Regions from separate parts of the Homo sapiens genome. Here region 2 is linked to region 1. Evidence: chromatin loops called from intact Hi-C (ENCODE). Cell type or tissue: GM12878. All regions are shown on one strand. Links, peaks and the distances in the headings refer to the core of each region. The heading gives the core; the rest is flanking DNA.

What was found. Peaks named below come from ENCODE experiments on the same cell type or tissue, not always from the same donor. Only the 100,000 strongest peaks of a DNase experiment are listed, where the experiment ranks them.
Region 2: it touches region 1 in a loop (5-fold over the local background); 2 of 110 quality-filtered maps call a loop at or near these places.

What each region holds. Positions count from the first base shown.
Region 1 is chr7:50,268,249-50,273,623 of GRCh38, reverse strand. No RefSeq gene overlaps it. Among named protein-coding and RNA genes, the nearest start is that of IKZF1, 34 kb to the left of the region's middle. RefSeq lists an enhancer at 3,092-3,151. In GM12878, for the core only: a CTCF peak has its summit at 5,110 (motif pointing right); DNase peaks (open chromatin) are centred at 643, 2,793 and 5,261; H3K4me3 peaks cover 137 bases; H3K27ac peaks cover 1,983 bases.
Region 2 is chr7:50,407,074-50,412,448 of GRCh38, reverse strand. No RefSeq gene overlaps it. Among named protein-coding and RNA genes, the nearest start is that of FIGNL1, 41 kb to the left of the region's middle. RefSeq lists enhancers at 798-877, 1,378-1,437, 2,113-2,613. In GM12878, for the core only: no CTCF peak of the experiment used is centred there; a DNase peak (open chromatin) is centred at 2,258; H3K27ac peaks cover 2,345 bases.

The DNA.
Region 1 (5,375 bases), core at 277-5,276:
TTAGTGTGAGGGAAACCAGACTTGTCTAGAGTATAGACAACAAATTCTCCCCCATTGTGAATGTGGTTCTCTCTCCCACATTGTCTGTGTCCAGCTGGTGAAGACTCCAGCTCTCCCAACCCACAGCTGCACACATTTGAGGTTTTACTGTTTAACCATTTCACATCCACAAGCTATACTGGTGCAGTTTAGACCACGCCTAACTAAATAAATGAAAGGAGAGATTTTGAGTAGCACCCAAAGACCTGTTCCATGGTGCATGGTTAGGAACAGGGATACAGATCTCTCCTGAGTAAAGTAACTTATTTAGACACAGTTCTAAATAATTAGAACCAACTTCTAAAATAATTCAGGGTTTACAGGCACAAAGGCTAGTCATTTAAACACACTGCACCCATTCTCAGAAGTGGATTCTGAACAAGTCTGTAGCTCAGGACAGTTCACAGAAAGGGCTCCTTAGTAGCACAGGCAGCACAATGGAAATGCTTCTCTTACTTAACTCAGAGTTCATTTTTAGCACACCCAGACGGCCCAACTCGTTATACATTTATTACTCTGTAATGCACTTGGCAACACACACGATGCCCATAGCTGTCCATACCAGGGAGCTCACACTGCTTCAATCAGACCTGTCTCATCCCCTCAGCAGCCCCATTAAGTCAAAGAGTAAATTATTAATAATGCTGACTAAAATCAAAGCTCCAAATGATGCAAATAAAATTAACCAACATGAACTGGAGAAACAGAAGTATATAAGAGAGCAGAGAGAAGCCTGTTACCCTCCCCTCCCAGAATGTGTCTTAAAAGTTATCATTAGGTATTGCAATGTGGTATCCAATGAGGAGTGAATTACTAAAAAAGCGTACTTATTTAAGAAGGGAGCCCAGGAAATTTGTTAAATTACTATGTAGTAAATAGCATGAGCAGACCATGATATTCAGGCAAAGTAGAGTATTCTGTAAAGAATACTGCTTTCTTGGTCTTCCTACTGCTGTTATAATAACAAAGGAAAGCTCGATCCAAAAGCTTTTCAATTTGGTCAAATAAAACCAAGGAGTCCTGACTTAGAGAATCTCTTTCCAAAGATGAATGGTAGATGTGAGATTCCTTGGGAGCCTGCGTCCTACAGCAGCCTGGGAAATCCCTGCTCTCCAGCAGTAGCAGGTGCTCACGGTCATTTCCGGGAGAACACAGGGCATGGCAGGAAGGGGGGTCATCAGGAAGCTTCCCAGCACCTCTTAATGATGAGACCACTGCCTGACTTTGGAGGTCAGCCTTTTGCCTGGTTCAGACTTCTAGGAGGCTTTGTACCATGAAGAGCTCAAAACCAATGTTGAGTTTTAGTGCCTTCTCACTAGGTGAGAATGAAGAAGTGTCTTCTAGAGGCAACACTCACCAGTTGTTATAGGATTCCATCTGCTGGGCCAGCAGGGGTCCCAAGCTGGGCCAGTTGGGCCCTTCCCTGGACTTTACTGGGTGCTTCTGGAAGAGGGCTCATCATTGCCTTGAGTGATGGAGCTGCAGAACTTCAGGCCTGAGCTGTCCTGTTCTCTTCAGCAGGGCAAAATTTAGGCCAATGGAAAAAATAATAGTCTGAGCTCCTGGAGTTAGGAGAGAAAAAGAGAGGAAGGCAGTTTTCCCCTCTTAGGCCTCCTCCACCCTCGTCACTCTTCATCTTGGCCTTCGAATCTGTGAACTACCCAAATGTCTTTTAAATAAATCATCAAGTGTTGTTCATGCTGATTTGAATTGAGATTCTGTATCTGGCAACTGAGGCCACCTTAAAAATGTGATAAAAGAAAAAAATAGAAAACACACAAAAACAAAATAGATAAATAAATCTAAGACGTGAGTATTTGAAGAAATAAATGACATGGACAAATCCTGGAAATGAATATAGAAGTAAAGAGAAGTAAAGTGTATATCAGAAGGTTTTTATGATTCCAAAATTTTGGGCCAATATACGAAATCTTAAAGGAAACAACAGATATGAAACATAAAAATAAGAGACTTCTACCAAACAAGTATAATATACCTAATAGAAATAAAATTCAAAAAAAACCAAACAGAAATGGTTTAAGTATGACAGAAAATTAATAGGTATTCTCACTGAAAAATGGCAAGAAAAAAACCAGCACTCCAATAGAAAGTTGATCATAATTAATGAACAGAGAGTTCACACAAATTGATTAAACATATTAAGTTTGAAAGCTAAAAAACAAAACAAAATGCAGGTACAAATTAATACCACCTTTTAACCAAATAATACAAGAGGAGTGATAATGGTAGATTTATGCTGCTGTTGGTAAATTCATAGTTTTTTTTTTGTTTGTTTTTTTGGTGGCAGGATATATTGACATTACTCTTTTGGAAAACAATTAAAAATTCTCAGCAAGGTTGCTAAAAATCTGAATATCCCTGGTCCAGTTAGTCCTATTCTTTGCAGCATATCATAAAATATAAATTAAAAGATATTATAAGAACTTAAGAAATATGTTGGGAGGCTTTTGGTCACCAAGAATGGAAATTGAATTTAAATAAACTTAGGCGAAAAAGGACTCTAATTTTCCAAATAACTGTGAAGGCCAGGGTACAAATAGCCTTGTAGCTTTGGGTGAGACTTCAGACAGCTGCTGTGGTCTGTCCCTCTGTGTTACTTTCCTATTGATGCATAACAAATTATCATGAAATTAGTGGCTTCAAACAATTCCCAGTTATCACCTCACAATTCTGTGGGTAGAAGGCTGGTTACAACGTGACTGGGCTTTCTGCTTAGGGTCTCCTGAGGCTGAAATTGAGATGCTCACTGGGCTGAGTCCTCAATCCGGAAGCTCTGGGAAAGAACCGCCTTCTCAGATCATTCAGGTTATTGGAAGATTCAGTTCCTCTGAGTTGTAAGGCTGGGCCCTGTTTCCTCATTGGCTCTCAGCAGGGACTGCTGTCAGCTCACACTGCTGCCCATGTTCCTTGCCAGGTGGTCCCCTCCATGTTCAAAGCCAGCCACAGAGAATCTCCCTCACGTCTTATCTCTCTCATGCTTTGAGCATCTCACTTCCCATCTCTGACCACTAGAGACGGATGAAAAGGGCTCTTGTTCAACAAGATGATATCTCTCTTGATTAACTCAAAGTCAACTGATTACTGACCTTAATTCCATCTGCAAAACCCCATTTGCCATGAACTGTAATATAAGCACAGGAGTGGTTATCTCAACACATTCAACAGGTTCTGCTCACACCCAAGGGGAGGAGACTATACAAGGGTGAGGGTCACTGGGGCTGTCTGAGAATTCTGCCCACCACAGTCTCCATAGCCCACTCTGCCATGCTCTTTAGATTGACTGTTTTTCCATAGAATGAGCACAATGCAAGCTCTAGGCTCGCATTGGGGTGCATCAATCACCCAGTCCACAGAGTTATCCTGGTAAGGACTTTGAGATGCTTTCCTGTGCCATGTGGTCAAGAAGAGGTAAAATTAAGAGTTAACCTCACTACTTTATGAAAATGCAAATTGAACATCGATATATAATTTAATGTCTATGACATGAGTAAAAATTTTTTAATTAAAAAACCTGAAACTTGTCTAAATGATATGGGAAATGTATCAGCTCCAATTTTAAAAGCTGAGAGCAGATGCCAGGGGCAGGATCCAGTGAATGGATCGGCAGTGAAATGAATGGCTCAGTTTCTCTCTACTTTTGTGGTCTGCCTTCTGCAGTGCCGGCCTGGTGGACTGCACTTGGTGGACCTTGGATCATCTCAGCCCTCACATCCAGACCTTGTATTCTCATGCCCTACCATTCAGAGAAAAGGATGATGTTTGCCCTTGAAGGTCTCCCACAAGACAAACTTCTTTTTCTCCAAGGCCCTAGCAAATATCCTTGCCTCTGATTGGATCCTAACCCTGTACAGGCCAAGGTAGTGTGATACCAGGATGGGTGTCAGCCCTCATGGCCACTCCTAAGCTGGTGGAGGAGTCAGTACCAATCATATCTCAGCTCAGAGATTTCTGAAAGAAATTCCAGCAGAGGTGAAGGCTGAAGAGTACATGAGGGATGCCCAGTAGAGGAAACCAGCATGTGCAGGACAGAAAAAAGTTACACAGTTTTATGTAGAGCCTAACAGGGGAGGATTGCAAGCATCTTAAGGCAGTGAGACTCCTGGGATGGAATGCCAGGCAGTGCAGACTGCCCTTCTGGGGACACACATCTCACACAGACAAATCCTGCTCTGGTCTGGTCTCCTTCAAACCTTGCCTGTCCCCTGTAAAGTATGCGCTCTTGCCCTTTCCCGCATTTCAAATGAGGAAAGAAGGCTGGTCCCTCTCTGGTACCCAGCAGTAGTGCTCATGGCAGCTGCTTGTTCATGGCTCCTGAGTCTCCCTGCACCTGCTATGTGTGTTTGCACAGCTCTAAACCACACTTGCCCCATGGAACAGCCCTCCTAACTGTCTTTCCAGTAGGTGGGAATTTCACTTCCTTATTTCCAGGCATAAATTATTGCAGATGCAAAATTGCGACCTTGTTTTAGACACAAGTGTTAAAAATATAGCTCTTAGATATTCAACAATACTTTTTATCCTCTCCTTTGAGCAGGAGGTGGCCTGAACTCAACTTGTTGGCCAATGAGGCCCTTGGCTTAGCAGAGCATGAATTTTGAGAGAGAGGTGGAAGGAGGTCAGTCTCTGGAGCACGTCATGAAGGTGGCATTTTGCTGCTGTTCCTCCTTTCATCCTATTCCTTAAGAATAACTACAATCTAAGATACTAGGCCCTATGGGGCACTGGAAGGGCCAATTGCCCACCATCCATCTTGCAAGGTAGTGGACACATAGGGTTACCTGGCACACCTCTGCCAGACAGGGCTGCTACATAATTTGTAGGGCCCAGTGCAAACTGAAATTAGGGGGTCCCTTGCTCAAATGGCAGGAAAAACATTTCTTCCTTCTTTCTGGGTCTCTCTCTTGTCATGGTGTTTTTTACTTGCTATTTAATGTCACATCCCTTGGACACAGGAATACTCATGGGGAGATTGCAGACACTCACAGGTACCCAGGGCCCTGTTCACAACTGTGTAGGCCCAACCATTCCCATGCACAGGCTCAGGTCCCCTCCCAGCAGATGGCAGTGGTTGCTGGGGGTTGCTTGGGCAGGTAGCTGAGAACCCATCCCTGGGAGGGGGAGGCACCTGGAAGGGAGCCCCACATGAGCAGAGTCTCCGAGTCCCCAATGCATGCTCCATTGCTTCGTCAGACTTTACGGACAAAACACAAATTCAAGGTAAATTTATTCACAGTTTCAAGACTGCAACCACAGAGCATTAACTGTAAAACCCTGAGAGACTGCACTGCTCGCAGGCCCATGAAGCTGCTCCTGTC
Region 2 (5,375 bases), core at 198-5,197, 140 kb before region 1:
ATTTTTTTGAGACGGAGTCTCACTCTGTCGTCTAGGCTGGAGTGCAGTGGCGCGATCTCAGCTCACTGCAACCTCCACCTCCCGGGTTCAAGCGATTCTCCTGCCTCAGCCTCCTGAGTAGCTGGGATTACAGGCGTGTGCCACCATGTCTGGCTAAGTTTTGTATTTTTAGTAGAGACGGGGTTTCACCATGTTGGTCAGGCTGGTCTTGAACTCCTGACCTCGTGATCCACCCGCCTCAGCCTCCCAAAGTGCTGGGATTACAGGCATGAAAAATGGATTTCTTATAGACAACATCTAGTTGGGTCACATCTTTGGATCCACTGAAACTCTATCTTTCAACTGCTGTCCTTAGACTATTGATGTTTAAAGAGATTATGGGTACATTTGGATTCATGTTGATTACATTTGTAACTGTTCTCTATTCTATGTGTGGGCCTTTTTGTTTTGTTTTGTGTTTGTCTTCCACTCTTCTTGCCTTCTTTGCTTTGAGTATTTTGTATAATTCAATTTGTCCCCTCTCTGCCTTCTCTTTTTCAAGATTCAGCTGAGGTGCACTTGGTCCCATGGGTCCTGTGTACCTTTGGGTCCTGGGTGTCTGTGTCGGCAGCACAGAGCTTGTCTGTGGACAGTCTTGCCTGACGGTTGCCCATTTCACCCGCAGCTCCTCCAGGGTGGTGGCCTTACATTCTCAAGTCTCTGACCCTGGCTCCTGGTCCTGGGATGACAAGGTCAGGCCTAGTCAATGCTGGTGGGACAGGACAGAACTATGTATATAGGGCGGCACTTGAATGAGCATTAACACAAACACACATTCATAGTACTAAAAGCATGTTTACATTGGAAAATAAAAAGCCCCAGAAGCTTTCTTGAGGGAAATCCCCTCTCCCCCACGCCGACTGCTGCACAGCTGAACTCCTCCATGACCAAAGGGGGCTCTTCCGGCCTTCCCTGCCCCACAGCCCTTCTCTAGATTCAGCCAATTCACCTCAGGGCCAGAGGCTCTGCCTGTCCCCTGGAGGAGTTCTTTGTCCAAAAGAAGGGCCTGAATGCTAAGATGAGGAGAGTACCCTCCTGGAGCACCCAGGAAGCCCAGGGGTCAGCACGCTATTGCGTCTGGCCCTTTCTCTGGGAGTAGGGGAGGAGGGCAGTTGATGTTGGCTGTGGAGCAAGTAGAAAGATGGCCAGAGCTTCAAAGGGAAAGCCATGGGCCTCAGGCCCACGTCATTGACTGGGGCAAGATAAGACCTCAGGGAGTCCAGGGCTCTGGGAAGGAATCTCCAGCAGAAGCTTCTTTCTGTTGTTATTGGAGGCTCAGGATGTGTGAGACCAGCCTCTGCCCTCCACAGGCTCACAGTCCAATGGAGGAGGTGGACATCCCATACACTGCGGGGTGAGAGCCCTAAGACGGCTGACATGAGGGCTTGAGGAATTCAGAGACCAGATCTTGAGAAAGCTCCAAAAATTAGGTGCAATAAGTTCTGCCTTGTCCCAGAAGAACTCAGCAGGCAGCCAAGCATGGGAAGACTTCCCAGGACCAGCAGGGCCCTGTGATGCGAGGAAACCTGGGAATCGGGTGTGATTTGGAGGTTGGGAGGAGGCTGGGGGATCATCTGGGGTCACATCTCACTGAGGATGGATGCCTTCCTGAAGATGAGATCTGACCTGGGAGACCAGCTGACCAGCTTCCCTCAGCTCTTGGGGTCCCTGCCTCCATGCTTGTCAGCTTTAATTTCCCATCAGTGCACGAAAACACACAACCATTCTCCCATGGGGTGGTATGAGAGACCAACTTAAAAAAGGAATCGTGGTGCTCACAGAGGTGGGAAGTGGGTGTGGGCAGAGGGGATTTACAGAGGATTTTGCAAGGGGCAGTGCCCACTGAGGGTGGGGATCAGGGCAGTGCCCAGAGGGAGGAGGTCCCTGAAAGGGGAATCAAATTGAGGGACCCTGAAACTGCACACCCTCCTTACTGTGGGGCCCAGCCCACCCTCTACCCACAGGAAGCTGGAGGGAGAATGACAATGAGGAAGCTCGCGCAGGTGCCTGGGGAGGAACAGCACCGTGAGACGGTGGCGGAGAGGAGGCCGCAGCCACTGAGGCCTTCTGGGAACCTGGGATCACATGTGGTCGCAACCACAGAGAGAGGTCTTAGGGTGGCCTTGTTCAGGAGAGGCCCATATGCATGTGCATGGTACCTCCTCAGGCCCAGGGGGGTAGCAAAGCAGAGAGAGAAGCCAGGGCTGACTCATGGGCAGAGAAACAGAAACATTGGGACAATTCACACACTCAACGTCACAACTAGTTGGTTTGACAAAACATGGGAAAGAAGAAGTGAAATTTGTTAACTGTATCGAGATCCATGCAGTTCACTTCAGGGGACAGTTTTGGTACCAAATTATCCTTATTATGCAAATTCCCTCCCCCAGCAGGTTCCAGTTGTGCCCGGGGACCCATGGCGGGTGCATCTGCTTCCCATAGTTCCGATTCACCGAGTTGCCAGGGCCCATCTGCTCAGCCCAGGCCCAGGGCCTGCGGCCAGGGAGGAGGGGGCGTGGGCAGGGGCCAGGCTGTTGCTCCAGGACCTGCAGGGCCACTCCTGGAGCTGGAAGGTGATGCAGCCTGCCTTGAGAAGCCCAGATCCCAGACGTGGACAGGAGACAGAGTTCTAGGGATGTCTGCCTTGTTCCTGTCTTGGCCATGTCAAAAAGCAGAAAAAGCAAGGGAGTATCCCCATGAGGCTCTTACCTTTCTCCTTAGAAAAGTGCAGCCAAGAACTTGGCCTTTCCAAAGCATCGGCCTCCATGAGGCCTGGGCTGCATTGCAGGGTCCTGTCTTCTTTGCCGGCTGCTCTCCAGAGCCCATCTCTGCCCACCCTTGCAGTCCACTGTCACCCACCACTTGAAGGTCATTGCCAGCATCCTAAACACTTGACTCAGTGGTCTCATCTCTGCCCCCTTCCTTATTGCATTGGCTTTGTTGAACCTATTTGTGGGCCTCTTCTTTTGAATTAAAAAAACAATTCTGAGATGCTGTCCCCAATGAGTTTTCCTATCTGGAAAAGCCCCTCTTATTTCCTTTGCCTAATTCCTCCTGCTTCTCCTCTCCCCACGCTCCCCAGAACCATCCCCTACCCTCCACCTCTTTCCTGAGGCGACATGTACCTGTCACAGCTCCCATTATAGTAGCCTATGCCTCATGACTCCCAAATGCATTGGCCATCCATGGGGACCCGGCTGTCCCACCCATGCTTACACAAAGCCAAGTTCCCCTCCTCCAATCCTCTGCCCATTTTCCCTTTTCTCAGTAATGGCTCATATAGGCTCTGAGACTGGGTTTCACCTCCTTACCTCTCGTCAAAGCACAATAGATTTAATTATCTTAAAAAGATGTTATGCAACAAATATTTATTGAGCATCTAATATGTTCCAGGTACTCTTTTTGACACTGAGGATATGGCATTAAATAAATACAAAAAATCCCTGCTCTTGGAGCCTGCGTTCTAGTGGCAGAGTCCAGTCCTCTCTTCTCTGCTTCTCTCCTCTCCTGACTTCTGCTGGTTAGTGTCAGCATCCTTGCTGTGGGTAAAGCCTCTCTTCTGCCTGGATGGCATGGCCCCCTTCACTGTCTCCAGAGTTCTCATTGCATCACCCCCTCCCCCTCACCTCCTAAGACTCCTGGATGCCTCCCTATCCACCTGTTCAAACTCCTCCTATCCTCAGTCTACATTTCTGAATTTATCTCCTATTTTTTTCCCCTTGAGTACTCTTTCCCAGACAAACAGGGCTATTGCTGTTGGACTTCTGGTTCTGACATACAACAGATTTCATTCACATTTGTTCTGTCTTGAATGCCCTTCTTACACCCCCAATCCTCTGCTTCCAACATCAAAATCCCAATCATTCCGAAAAGCTGGGATCAGACAAGATCTCTTCCAGGAAGCCTTCTGTAATCCTCAAGTGAGAAGTGATGTTTCCTTCCACTGGGCTTTTACAGCACTTTAGAGCGCTTTTCATTGCACCTTGTTTTGTAATCACCTTTGTGCTGGGTCATTTCTCCCTGTGCTTTCTAGAGTGCAGGCACAGGAGTCAGGTGCTCAGGGACAAGTGCTGGTCCTAGTATTTCCAGCTGTGTGACCCCAGGCAGGTTACTCAGCTTTTCCAAGCTTCGAAGTCCTCATCTGCAGAACTGGAGGTGACAATGGTACTTGTAGAGACAGACAGGGAGTACACATGGCACAAGCAGGTGGTTACAGCGCCCAACCCCTGTGATGCTGTGAGCCTTGATCCCAGCACATAGCCAGGCACTGAAGGCTGAGGAGCGATGTGATGTGAGTGGGTCAAGTCATTATGTGATGTCAGGAGTGTCTCTTTTATCAAGAAGATATTGATTTACTTTATTTCCAACTTCCCAGTCTCTGCTTTGCAGCTCAAGTTATTCAACAAACCAATGAAGGATCTTAAGATTAAGAAGAGCCAGAGACAAGATGCAGTGCAGAGAGAACAGAATGGAGTCAAAAGTCAAATGTGTCAATGTGTGTTGGGGGCAGGGACACAGAGGGGGCACTGTCTAATTGGGGGAAATGTCCCTGCTCTTGTCCTTGGTCTTGAGTTTATTGGTTGTAATTGTACTCATCTTTGACTAGATACCTCTAGGCTCCCTGATATTTTTCAGAGCTCTCCCAGTCCACTGATGCTTAGCTTAGCTTGTGTTTTCAGCTCTCTGAAACATCCTTTCATTGCTCAGACTCTGTTTGGCTCTCATTTCTTTTCCTGGTCCTTCTGCCCTTCTGTTTCTAGTTCAGATTCATGCATTCTCCTTTCAGAGACCAGCTCTCCAGCAGCATCAGCCACATTGCATGCTCTGTGGGGCTGGAGGGGACCAGAGCTGTCCAAAAACCCCCAACCCCACCTCCTCACTCTGTGCCTGCCCTGGCATATGCCCTCGAGATGCCTCTGAATTCTCTGAAGTGAAAGAGCCTGCTCCCCTAGGTGGAGGTTGGGAAACTTGACATGCAATTTGTGGGTGAGTTTGGTTGAGGAGGCAGCCAAGGGAAAACCCTCTGAAAGCAGGTTTTCACCCGCATCTTTCTCCTCCCCTCCCTGGAATTCAGAAGCTATGGGATTGCCAAACCCTGTCATTCCCACGTATCAAATCCCACATCCTCCCTGGAGGAAGCACTGCCGAGATGGAACAGGAGCCAAGAGAAGAATGGGCTTGAGGGGCCTGGGCCCATCCTGCCTCTGCAGCACTGGACTCTGGGTGCTCTGTGGAGCCCTGAGATGCAGTTCTTTCACTTTACGATGGGGCACATATCATCTTCCCCAGGCTCACCCAGAACATGCCCAGCATGGTGATGGCTGAGAAGGAGGTTT